Linked DNA regions of Homo sapiens: region 1 is linked to region 2. Evidence: chromatin contacts called from ENCODE Hi-C or POLR2A ChIA-PET data. All regions are on one chromosome and are shown on one strand. The core of a region is the stretch at or near the end of the contact, and the rest is flanking DNA. Distances in the headings are between cores, read along the strand shown.

Region 1 (6,061 bases), core at 1-2,500, 92 kb after region 2:
ATTCATGTCTACAAACTATACCTATGTATCCCACAAGCTTTCTGAAATTGAGTCATTTCAAATTTAGTAGCTGCATACACCGTTGGCTCCAATTAGTGACCTCTACGGGGATTTTTTTTTTCCTTTGGAATTCATCAGTTTACACCTCTGTGTTCATAAAATGAAGAGAATGGTTTCTGCATGCCTTTTTAAAAGGAAACACTGCTAGGGAATTACCCAGCAATATGATGAGCAGAAACAAGGTCACATTCACAATTTAAGATGAGCTCAACATCATTTATATTTAGAACTGGATCAATCCAGAATCGTTTCTCAGCTTGGCTTATTAGCTGTGTGACCTTGGGCAAGTAGCTTTACCTCTCTGAGCTGCAGGGTTTTTTTTTTTTTTTTTTTTTTAATTAGTGACATGCAAATACTTCCTCCTAACTTGCAGGGTTTTGAAATGAAGGAATGATATACGTAACCAAGCAGGTCAGCTGTCTACAAAGAGTATGCAGACATGTTTATAGATATATGAAGCCTCCTGGTGATTATGTGTCATAGTGTTAACTGTGTCAAGGCTTTCGGTAGAGCTCAGCATAGTTCTGTCTTGAGTTAAAAACAGGGTTTTATTCTTTGAATTCTACTTGAATTCCTCTTGGCTGGTGAAGTTCACATGTGCTAAGACTGACTACCTTAGTACACTGCCAAGGGTTTCTTAATGCCTCGGATTGATAGAGCAGCTGTTCTCAAACGTTCACGCGCTTAAAATGCAGATTCTGATTGGGCAGGGGTAGGGTGGGGCCCCAGCTTCTACATTTACAAGTAGCCCACAGGTGATGTCCCCGGTGCTGGTCACCCTAGGCAGCCAGGCCACTTGACGGACCTTCTGTGCCTCTACACTGTTGACGGCGCGGGATAATTCCTTATGGTTGCATAGGGCACTCCTGTGCACTGCGGGAAGTTTAACAGTATCACTGGTCTGGACTCCACTAGATGCCAGTGACCCCATCACTCCTCGCCAGCTGTGACAGCCAAAATGTCTCCTGACATCGCCATTGCCAGATGCCCTCAGGGCTGCAAAACCGCCAGGTAGAGAACCGCTACCATGCAGGATGCTACCATCAAAGTGCGCCCACAGCAGCAACCTTGGAGCAGGCAGGCAAGTATCCTCCAGGCTACTTTGCAGACGGGGAAGCTGAGGCTGGGCACCGCTCAAGGTCGCACGCATGCGTAACCGAAAAGAGAGCGCGGAGGTCCCGCCGCGCCTCGCTCTGAGGAGAGGACGCGGAGCCGCGCGCCCGCCCGGTGGACCCCAGGGACTGCTCCCACGTGCTCCGGCCCCACGCGCGGGCCGCCGACCGGAAGCGGGTGCTGGGGCCGCGTAGACGCCGCGGCCACGCGCGCCCGCCAGCCCGGACATGGGCCCGCGGGCGCTCCTGGCCGCCGCCCGACTTCGGGGCCAGCCGGGGGCAGAGCGCGCGGGAGCCCGAGCGTCCCTGCATGAACACCGCCCCGCCGCGGCCCCCAGGCCGTGACGTACCCCGCGCCGACCGTCCCCACGCCCACACAAGACCGCCCTTACTGGAGGCGGCGGCTGCACACTACCCACCCAGAAGAAGTCCGTCCATGTCAAAGATGAGGTGGGTGACGGGCTGCGGGGGCGCCGCCATGGTGGCGCCTTCTGGGTCTGGGTGGGGGCGAGGAGGAAGTGCGCGCGCACCCGCCCGCCCCGCGCACGCGCACTGAGGACCTTCTCGCGCGCCCGGGGTCGCTCTGCGCACGCGCCTTCCGCGGCCCCTCGCCCGGCTCCGAGCCCGCGCGTCCTGGGCTGCCTAGTGGCGCTCCGCGCACGCGCACCTTGGGCTTTCGCCGCAGCTGTAGCTGCAGACCCGGGATGCGGCGCGGGCCGGCGCTGTATGTTTACCCGCATCAATTCCTCCTCACTTCACACCCGGAATCGGGCCAAGCTACTCAGCCAGCGGCCGCGCAGAGCCGAGGCCCTCGTCTGGGGACAAATTCAGTGCTTGAGTTTGGATCAGGGGTGTGAATGAGGAAGGAGGGACAGTACAAGGGGCTGTAGAGTGGGGAAAGGGGATTGAAGATGCTCAGGGTGGTATCACTTCTAGCCATCAGGTTGCAGACAAATGGCCTTGGTCAGGAGGTCCCTGGGTGGGTTCGCCCGAGCCCCCAGTCCCTGGACCGTGGGTGGGTTTTTCTCAGTTTCGCTTGCCCGCCTCCTTGCGGTCCTGGACCGCGACTTGAACCGGCAGCCGCGCATGCGCAGTGTGCGGAGAGGCTGCACAACCTCCGTGCCTGCATCTCTGAGCATCCCAGGCTGGTGCATTGTCCCAGAGCAAAGCCAAGCTGCTCAAGGAGGATGCTGAAATAATACTAACAGTCAACATGTCTTGCTGGTTGTGCCTTCTTAGGTATCATCTGTCTTTTGGGCTGCTCTGAGTTTTCTTTCTTTTTTAACTTTTCAAATGCCACCTAAACAGCTTTCTTTTTTTTTTTTCCCGTTTGCCATCGTCAAAAAAATACTTTTTTGTCCCTGTTTCTATTTCGTGTTCGTTTATGTGGTATATTCACGTTTAAGGAAAAGGATTGGACCTTTTGAGAAGCGGAAATAGGAGAATTTCAAGACTTTAAAAACGTGAGGGTGTGCTGGGCGCAGTGGCCCACACCTGTAATCCCAGTACTTAGGGAGGCAGAAGTGGGAGTTGGGGGAATAGTTTGAGCCCAGAAGTTTAAGAACTGCCTGGGCAATATAGCGAGACCCTGTTCTCCACAAAAGGGGAAAAAGACAAAAAAAAAAAGGTGTAAACATGAGAGTGTATTTCTAGTTTAGTGCAGACATAGTGGACAGGGGCATGCCTGGATTCAGCAAGAATTATTATCTATGATAGACAAAGTGCACCTGTGTCTGTTTCCTCCTGGGTAAAATGGAGGTGATAAAGGAGGTGAGGCAGGCCAAGCCCTTAGTACCAGTGCATAATATATAGTCAATAAAATTATGTGTTCTTAGAGGTGGTACTATAAGAGAGCTTCCCCCATTTAATGCAATCGTGATTTCCCTTTGAGGACACGGGATTTCAGAGAAGGCAATTTATGAGCAAATTAGGTAGGGACTTGCGCCTCAAATACAGTCGTTCGTGGTTTCTGTATTAGTTTACTACAGCTGCCATAGTAATATACCACAGACTAAGTAACCTAAACAGCAGATGTGTATTGTGTCACAGATCTGGAGGCCAGAAGTCCTAGATCAAGATGTCAGCAGTCTTAATTCCTTCTGAGGGCTGTGAGGAAAGGACCTATTCCAGGTCTTTCTCCTCAGCTTGAACCTGCTTTCCTTTCCCTGTATCTTGTCCTATCGTCTTCCCTCTGTGTGTGTCTCTGTGTCCAAATTTTCTCCTTTTATAAGAACACGATTCTTATTGGACTAAGGACCACCCTAATAACTACATTTTAATTTGATTACCTCTGACAAAATCCTGTTTCCAAATAAGGTCACATTCTGAGGTAGCGGGGATGAGGACTCCAACATATATTTTTGGGAACACAATTCCATAATAGATGCATTGCACACACATAGCTGTGGTACCTACAGTAAGTATGACAGTATTTCCCACCTGGAGTCTGTAGAATTCTCCCTCCCAGTTTCCTTCCATTCTCTGGAAACAAATGGATGCACACATGTCAGAGTTACTGTTATTTTTTTGGTATTGTAACCACCTCACATTTCTGTTTAGTCATTAAATTAAAAAAGAGTATTTTTCTTTTTTCTTTCTTCTTTTATGAGACAGAGTCTCACTCTGTCACCCAGGCTGGAGCACGGTGGCGCAATCTCTGCTCACTGCAGCCTCAGCCTCCTGGGTTCAAGTGATTCTCCTGCCTCAGCCTCCCAAGTAGCTGGGATTACAGGCGCCAGCCACCACACCCAGCTAATTTTTGTATTTTTTAGTAGAGATGGGGTTTTACCATGTTGGCCAGGCTGGTCTTGAACTCCTGACCTAGTGATCTGCCCACCTCGGCTTCCCAAAGTGCTGGAATTACAGACGTGAGCCACCGCCCCCGGCCAAAAAAGAGTATTTTTCAAAGGAAAAAAGGCCCCAATGCCATTTTGACGAAATGGCAAAGCCTCACAGCGATTGTGGAAGAGACAGATTGGGAAATCGTAGGTACTTCAGCTCTCCACAGATGTGAAAACATGCTTCACATTATGTTTTTATCAGTCTTATTTTCTACACTTTTCAGTAACATCACTTCTATGCATAAGATGGAAGACTCCTCTTTGCTTAAAAAAAAAAAAACAAACTGAATGGTGAATGCTTCTCTGTCACAAGCTAGATTGGAAAAGAATGAAATTTTGTTCTAGCAATGTGGTTTGTACACATATAACAAGTTAGTTTTTAGCTTTTCATAATTCTCCAACAGCCAAAGATGGGCAGTTTCTATGCTGATGGGGATGCATTTCCTTCCATGAATTACAGTTTACTTTTGTACAGTTGTGTTCTCCCCATGGGACAATAACTTACTTTTCCTGACAATTTTAAGACACAATAGAAATGATCCAGTAAACTACAGTACGATGGCATCAAAAGCACATTATCAATGGGACAAATAAACAGATGCTCTTCTTTCACACAACATGTAAACTTAAACATGCCATTTATTGTGTGTATATATATGCCATCCTGTAGGGAGTCTTAGCTTATTTCAACTTCCTTAGTTTGTTGTCCTGGTTCCTGTGTCTCTGTGCTTTTGTTATCTGTTGTATTTGGTTTCCAGTCTGCTGTATCTGTTTTCTGTGAGCCCACTTTGCCCTGTTATTCTCTTTACTTTTCTAGGGGTACAAATCTTGCCCAGCGTAGATGGAGGGTAACAGGTTGGACTAGGGACCATCTTTCTCAGTGGCTGTACACAGTCTACTTTTCTTGATGATGCTGAGAGACCAGAAAGCTCTGACTTCATCTGATGGGGCCTGAATTTGAGCTCCTCATTGCAGACTTACCTGCCTTCTTCCCCTAGATAGCTGGCTTTGCAACGCTGACTTAGGAAGTCTCTTGCTTCAGAGGCACTGAATATTCTCACCCCTTCCCGCTGCTGCTTTCCTCCAAGCCCAGTGAGCTCTGGAAGGGAGCCTGACATAGATGGCTGAATTCGCCACTCCTGGCTTTGTACTCTCGGACATATCTGGTATTTTTGTGTGGGGAGGGTCATTGTTTTTGAACCCCTTCACCATCAGAGTGCAAACTGGCTCTGAGCGAGAGGTCCAGTTTGCTTCTCTGCAGTGTTGGATAACAGATGTGGTCGGAACTGGCAGTGCCAGCATCCCCTGGGAGCTCACTAGAAATGCAGAATCCCAGCTGCCACCCCCAGACTGACCAACTCAGCATCTGCCTTTCAACCAGGGCATCCAATGGTCTAGACCATTGACCCCCTCCTGGGGTATACCAGCTACTTCATTGTGGGGAGGGGGCTTAGGATTATTATTATTATCGTTATTTTATTTATTCGTTTATTTTTTGAGATGGAGTCTCACTCTTTCGCCCAGGCTGGAGTACAGTGGCACGATCTTGGCTCACTGCAAGCTCCGCCTCTCGGGTTCACGCCGTTCTCCTGCCTCAGCCTCCCAAGTAGCTGGGACTACAGGCACCCGCCACTATGCCTGGCTAGTTTTTTGTATTTTTAGTAGAGACGGGGTTTCACCATGTTAGCCAGGATGGTCTCGATTTCCTGACCTTGCGATCCGCCCCCCTCAGCCTCCCAAAGTGCTGGGATTACAGGCGTGAGCCACCACGCCCGGCCAGGATTATTATTTTAATGTAAAGAAGTAGCAAATGTGTTAAGTTTACCAAGATTTATTTTTATTTTATTTTATTTTATTTTTTGAGACAGGATCTCACTGTGTTGCCCAGGGTGGAGTGCAGTGGCGTGAAGTCGGCTCACTGCAACTCCCCTCCTTCCGGGTTCAAGCGATCCTGTCACCTCAGCCTCCCAGGTAGCTGGGACTACAGGTGCCCACCACCATGCCTAGCTAACTTGTGTATTTTTTAGTGGAGACGGGGTTTCACCATGT
Region 2 (6,051 bases), core at 1,952-4,451:
GTGTGTGCCACCACACCTGGCCCCCTTTGCCTTTCATTATGAAAATGTCCTCTTCGGCTCATCACCAGGTATATAGCAGCGACTCAATGCACTGGTGTCCTGGAAAGGGCTCACGGAAGCCTGATGCCAGGTCTGAAAGAGAAGCTCTGCATTCTTTGGCGTTTTCAGTAGAAAACACTGAAACACACACACAGTCTTAACTACTAGTGGTCTGTGCTGTAGCCAGCACAATGACTTTTTTCTTTTTCCCTCCCTCCCTTTTTCTTTCCATTACCCCATTCTTTCCTTCAATCTGGGGCTAAAATATCATATTAGCCAACTTATCCCAACAGGGCTGAACCCTGGATTAAGTGAGTTAATCCATGTGACAATGGAATGTGAATGCTACCTTACTTTCACAGAGGGAACTTGGTTGGCCCAGCTGTTTCGGTTTGCTTGGAACTGAAGGGTCAGCTGTGGGGCAGGATGTTCCGTGCTACACCCTGGACAGTCCCAGGCAAGCCACAGTAGTCCGTCCCAACACCTCCCTTCCAACAGCCTCTGATGCCCCCTGGTTTCTTTCTCCTGTGAGACACTGGTCACCGTAGGACGCGAGAAGAAATGACTCCACTTAGACTGTCCAAGTTGGTTTTCTCTGTTATCTCATTCAGTGACTACCTGTTCATGATATTTCTGCCCTTGCCTTTTTAAAAGTTATGACTTGATTGTATTCTAAATGCCCTCCACTGTTTTTATCTGGGACCAGAGATAGGCACTTAAATGTCAAATGACATTTCAAAATATCCGTCACCTTCTCCGGGGATTCTGAAGCTTTGTGCAGGGTCCACCTGTGAAATGTGGACTGGGGTAGAGGAAGAGATGGATTATCCCCTGGGGTAACACTGCTTGGCTAAGTTGTGAAAGCAGCTTTTATTCTCTATTTGCGTGAGGCTGCTTCCAAGGAGCAAGACAGGTGTGTGGGACGGGAAATCAGTAGCTGACTGTGGCTGTTCCCAAAGAGATAATGGAAGGCACCCAATACACCTGCACTCACCTAAAGGGGGTCATACAGTTTTGCTGTGTCCCTACTCAAATCTCATCTTGAAATGTAGCTCCCAGAATCCCCACGTGTTGTGGGAGGGACCTGGTGGGAGACAATTGAATCATGGGGGCAGTTTTCCCCATACTATTCTCATGGTAGTGAATAAGTCTCACAAGATCTGATGGTTTTATAAGGGGAAACCCCTTTCGCTTGGCTCTTATTCTCTCTCTTGCCTGCTGCCATGCAAGACATACCTTTCACCTTCTGCCATGATTGTGAGGCCTCCTCATTCATGTGGAACTGTGAGTCCATTAAACCTCTTTTTCTTTGTAATTTACCCAGTCTTGGGTATGTCTTTATCAGCAGTGTGAAAATGGACTAATACAGGGGGTCTGCAGTGGAGGGAAATGCAGGCCCCATGGTGTCCCTTCACACCTGAGAAATCTTTTCAAAGGCAGCCCCTGTTTAAAGGCAACTAAGTGAGGGCTGTGAGTGAGGAGGGAAACTTGCAAGTGTCTGCGGCACTGACAGCAGGAGCAGCTGACACCAGCTCTTGGAGACCTTTTTACTGTTTCTCATGGCTTTCACGTTTTGCTGGTTCCTCTGTGTTCAATTAATCTGTCCTCACCTATTTTTAAGAATAATCCAAAATGGCACTGACATCTGGAATACTACACACAACATGTAAGACAAATGTCGTACATAAAGTAAGGGGGACTCGAATAAGCATGAAGAGTGGCGAAAAGTCAAGGTTGGTAACTGGTTGCTATCACAATCAATCACAATAAGAAGGTGACGTAGGCTGGGCGCAGTGGCTCACACCTGTATTTTGGGAGGCCGAGGTACGCGGATCACTTGAGGTCAGGAGTTCCAGACCAGCCTGGCCAACATGGTAAAATCACATCGCTACCAAAAAATTAAAAAATTAGCCAAGCATGGTGGCGCATGCCTGTATTCCCAGCTACTCTGGAAGCTAAGGCAGGAGAATGGCTTGAACCCAGGAGGTAGAGGTTGCAGTGAGTCAAGATCGTGCCACTGCATTCCAGACTGGGCCACAGAGTGAGACTCCGTCTCAAAAAAAAAAAAGAAAAAAAGAGAGAAGGTGACATAATAAGCTTATGCAACAGAAGGGCCATTTGAAATATGTCCATGTGAGTAAGTAAAACCCTCAGTGTTCAAATGATTGAGGGGAAACCTAGGAAGACAGGCCAGTTGGCTTGGGTTTTCCAGCACAAGACCCTTGCAAAGTTAACTATTCTAAAAGGTCAAAAGTAAGTACAGCCTCTGATGTAAACAGCCATGGGTGATCTCAGCCCAAAACAAACAGCAATGGGATACATGACACCCCTGGCACCTGAAACCCTCTTCTTCCTCCTCTCATGTGGCCGCTTTGCTAACAGCTGTCAGGAGATACCTTTCCCCGACATTTGCCGGACTCTTACACTTCATGTCCGCTAACGAGAATTCCATTTGATCAAGATGGAATTTGAAAACGGAACCTGAAGTTTCAAAAGCTGATAGAATAGTCAGCTGGAGGTGGTCGATGATGGAAACGTGCCAGGAAAACTCAACAGAACAGGAGTGGAGCAGAAGTGAGTGGTTTACAGGAAAACAGCCTGTAATACCAGGCATTGTTTGCACACAAAATTTAAAGAAAGCCCCAGACACAGGACAAAGAGAAGACATCAAACATGAGTCCTGAGAAGAAACCCCCTGGTGCTAGGCCCAGATGGCAACTGCACCACACACACAGCCTGCACGTGGGAAATGATTCGGGGTCATGCCACAGCATCTGGAAGTTTGGGTTTTGTTGGTTTGGTTTTTTTCCCCTAGAAACAGTAGAATTATAAAGCAGAACAACTACTGTGTCCTGAAGCACCTATTAAAAATGTCCCAAAAGGTTTATTTATTTTCTTTTTTTTTTGTTGTTTTTTGAGACATAATCTGGCTCTGTCACCCAGGCTGGAGTGCAATGGCAAGATCTTAGCTCACTGCAACCTCCACCTCCCGGGTTCAAGCAATTCTCCTGCCTCAGCCTCTCGAGTAGCTGGGATTACAGGCATGCACCACCACACTCGGCTAATTTTTTTTTGTATTTTTAATAGAGATGGGGTTTCGCCATGTTGGCCAGGCTGGTCTTGAACTCTTGACCTCAACTGATCCACCCATCTCGGCCTCTCAGAGTGCTGGGATTACAGGCGTGACCCACCGTGCCCAGCCCCAAAAGATTTTTATGTCGTCTTTAGACTTCGTTACACCCAAAGATCTAATGCACTTGTAAATAGGACCACACCTACAAGAAAAGTACCTGGTATCTAAAAGCCTAACCATTTAAAGAATGTTCACAGCATGGCTGTCTGTCTACTGAAACTTAAGGATTTAAGAATAAATCCTTAAAAGCTATCTTGGAACAACTGTGTCTGGTAATCACAGGACTTAAGCATCAAAAAAAGAAAGAAGAATATAAGCTAAATACAGTTTATATTTTGCACAAATAAAATTAAGGAAGAAGTATGTTTCTTATCTTCGAAGGCAGAAATATCTCAACACAGTTTCCGTCTGCCACACCCAGCTACAGGGAAAGGAGGTTCACCCTGACTGAACTTGGCTCTCATGCTTCCTTTTAAGCACCTGGCTCTCATGCTTCCTTTTAAGCACCTGGCTCTCATGCTTCCTTTTAAGCACCTCATGTTTTCACTTAGGGGGCAGCCCTTCCTGTCCCACCATGACTGACCAATTACACTTGACCTAAAACTCATTCATACCACCACCCATACAGTGAATCATGGATTCGTATGTTTGCATCTGTAGAAAGAAACTTTTCTCTCTAAGCCAAGGGACTTCAGCCTCTGCAAGTGGGGAGTGGAGGCAGACTGACTTTTCTCTGCACGGACTTGGTGGGTTGCTCCTTTGAGGGTGGTGGCCAGGGACAGGGAAGGTGGAAGTGCCCACGGCTCCCTTCTCTTTTCTAGCAGGGCTCCTGCACCTTCAGTGAAGCCGGAGAACTGGGGTTTGGTCCAGGGGATGGCGCTGCCACCTGCACATGCTCCCGGCAGGCCTGCGGCCTACCCTGAAATCTCCCTCCTTCACCCCACATATCATCTCTGTGTCAGGACATGCACATGGATGTGTGTGTATGCATGCATATTCTATATGATTTTAATTAATTTTGTGATCATTTTGTAGTGTATTTAGTGGACCTTCTAAGGCTGACTTCCACATCTTCAAGGAAGTATCTGGTCAAGAATATTCTTGACGCAGCTTGTACAGCCTACATATCGGCTGTAACTAGGCAGGGCCCAGTTTTCACGCACCTTCCCAGGATGCCATGGCAAATCGTGAGCACTGATGAACGTCTGCTAAATTAGTGAAGATGGTGGAGGTGTCCTGGGTACAGGACTTAGAGCCACAAAGGGGCCATGGAAAGTCAGCGCTAGGGAATAGACAGAGCAAATGCAGCATCTCCTCTGCTTAGTGCAAGGGAAGTTCAGAGGCAAGCTGGAGGTCATGCAGTCAGGCGGAAGACAGAACTCTTGAATAGAATCCAGGTCTGCAGAATCCAATGTTCTTTTCACTCTACCCAGCTGAAGGCTAAAATATATCTGATTTCCATCTCCAGGCGAGGAGATGAGCTTAATTAAACTGTAGCTTGAGGGATTTAATTTAGGGAGCATGACATTTCCAACGACAAGGGAGGTGAAGCACCTTGGCGGCTTATCACTTGGAGGTGATGAACTGACTTCTCCAACGATGTTGAAGCGCAGCAGCGACCTGGGGATGGTCTCTGTCCAGGGGACTTAAAAAGTCCTTGTACTTTAATTTCTTAAAAGACAAATATCATATAGCTTAAAAGTTCCATTTTATAACTAGCAAGTTGCACATAAGAGTATCTTTGTCTGACAGCAGCAGGGTGTCTTAGTCCCTTCAGGTTACTGTAAGAAAATACCACAGACTGGGTGGCTTAAACCCCAGACAGGGATTTCCCATAGGTCTGGGGCCAGGCGGTGTGAGATCAGGGAGCCAGCGTGGTCTCTGGCTCCCTGGTCTCCCCCTAACGCATTACACTGGGGGTGAGGATTTCAGCATCTGAATTGGGGGAGGGAAACAGTCCAAACACAAGAGCAATGAATAAAAATGGATGGGATTAGAGGAAAAACTGAGAAGCAATAGGGAACTGGATGATACCTGGGATGTTAAGCCTGATGGAGAAGCTGATTCTCATGTTTCTGATGTGGTGGGTCTTGGGGCCGCCATTTTGGTGGCAGGAAGGAGAGGTAGCTTTTGTGACAAGTTGGGTTTGAGGCCATCGTGGGACACCCAAGTAGAAGGCTCGGGGTCTCCATGCACTGTGGCTGTGAGCTGGAGGTGCGGTCAGGTGTCATCAGAGCAGAGAAGCAGTTGATTACACAGAAGGAGGAGCGCTGAGAAGGGATCCCGGCAGCCCTGGCATTTCTGTGCGGTGAGCAGACGAGGTCTATGGATGGAGCTCTAGGTACAGTTTGGGCAGGAAGGGAACACAGTAGGAGGCAGTGTCAGGAGCTAGGTTAGGTTTTCAAGAGGGAAGGAGAAGGGCCCGCGGCTTGTGATGCTCTCGTGTTCCTCCCCAGGTCTCACTTCCCGGTGATGCTTCCACCTTTGGCTCCTCCCTGCTGCAAATCCTGTCCCCGTGGCACTTGCCCACCATTTCTTCTCAGCAGCTGGGATCAACAGCACGTCCCATCGGGAAGCAGACAGAACAGTCACAGCAGGGAAGGAGCCAGCCCCTTTCCAATCCTGCACACCGGGACCTCCTCCAGGCCACAGGCAGAGTGCTGCCCGTGCCTACTTGGGATCACATTTCGTAACCGATTTTACCTTTTAAACTATGATGTGTCTGTTTTAAATTATGTGCTTCATTGGAACTAGTGAGCTTTCCAAATATTACTATATCATCTCTAAGGAATAAAGCTTTCCCTTTTGCTTAGTGAAATACAACATTTGGAAGGAAGTCACTGAAGGGTACTTTCAGGGCTCCCAGAAGCGGTCCTGGA

What was found. A loop is a pair of places that touch in the nucleus more often than their neighbours do. ChIA-PET counts read pairs that join two places held with the same protein, here RNA polymerase II (POLR2A). Pooled maps may share reads with other maps.
Region 1: a loop to region 2 is called in a map of GM12878, with 5 times the contacts of the local background. The contact joins the promoter of STS here to the enhancer-like site in region 2. A Hi-C loop is called at or near these places in 4 of 168 maps with a recorded cell type or tissue (GM11168, GM12878, gastrocnemius medialis and 1 more), 26 of 37 single-sample maps with no recorded cell type and 15 of 50 pooled maps. POLR2A ChIA-PET finds 5 or more read pairs at or near these places in 5 of 52 experiments (A673, Caco-2, GM12878 and 2 more).

The regions. Positions count from the first base shown.
Region 1 is chrX:7,146,462-7,152,522 of GRCh38, forward strand. It overlaps STS (steroid sulfatase), which reads left to right and starts at 1,251. Exons shown (of 11, transcript NM_001320752.2): 1 at 1,251-1,622. PUDP (pseudouridine 5'-phosphatase) reads right to left here and starts at 1,692. Exons shown (of 4, transcript NM_012080.5): 1 at 1,592-1,692. The coding sequence starts at 1,652. It overlaps MIR4767 (microRNA 4767), which reads left to right and starts at 1,399; the gene lies at 1,399-1,476. RefSeq lists a silencer at 1,212-1,931 and an enhancer at 2,122-2,171.
Region 2 is chrX:7,052,315-7,058,365 of GRCh38, forward strand. All of the region lies in intron 3 of PUDP (pseudouridine 5'-phosphatase), which reads right to left. Among named protein-coding and RNA genes, the nearest start is that of STS, 92 kb to the right of the region's middle. RefSeq lists an enhancer at 5,556-6,051. Within about 2 kb of position 3,202, at least 5 of the 41 ENCODE cell types and tissues checked have a DNase peak (open chromatin) inside an H3K27ac peak, as active enhancers do.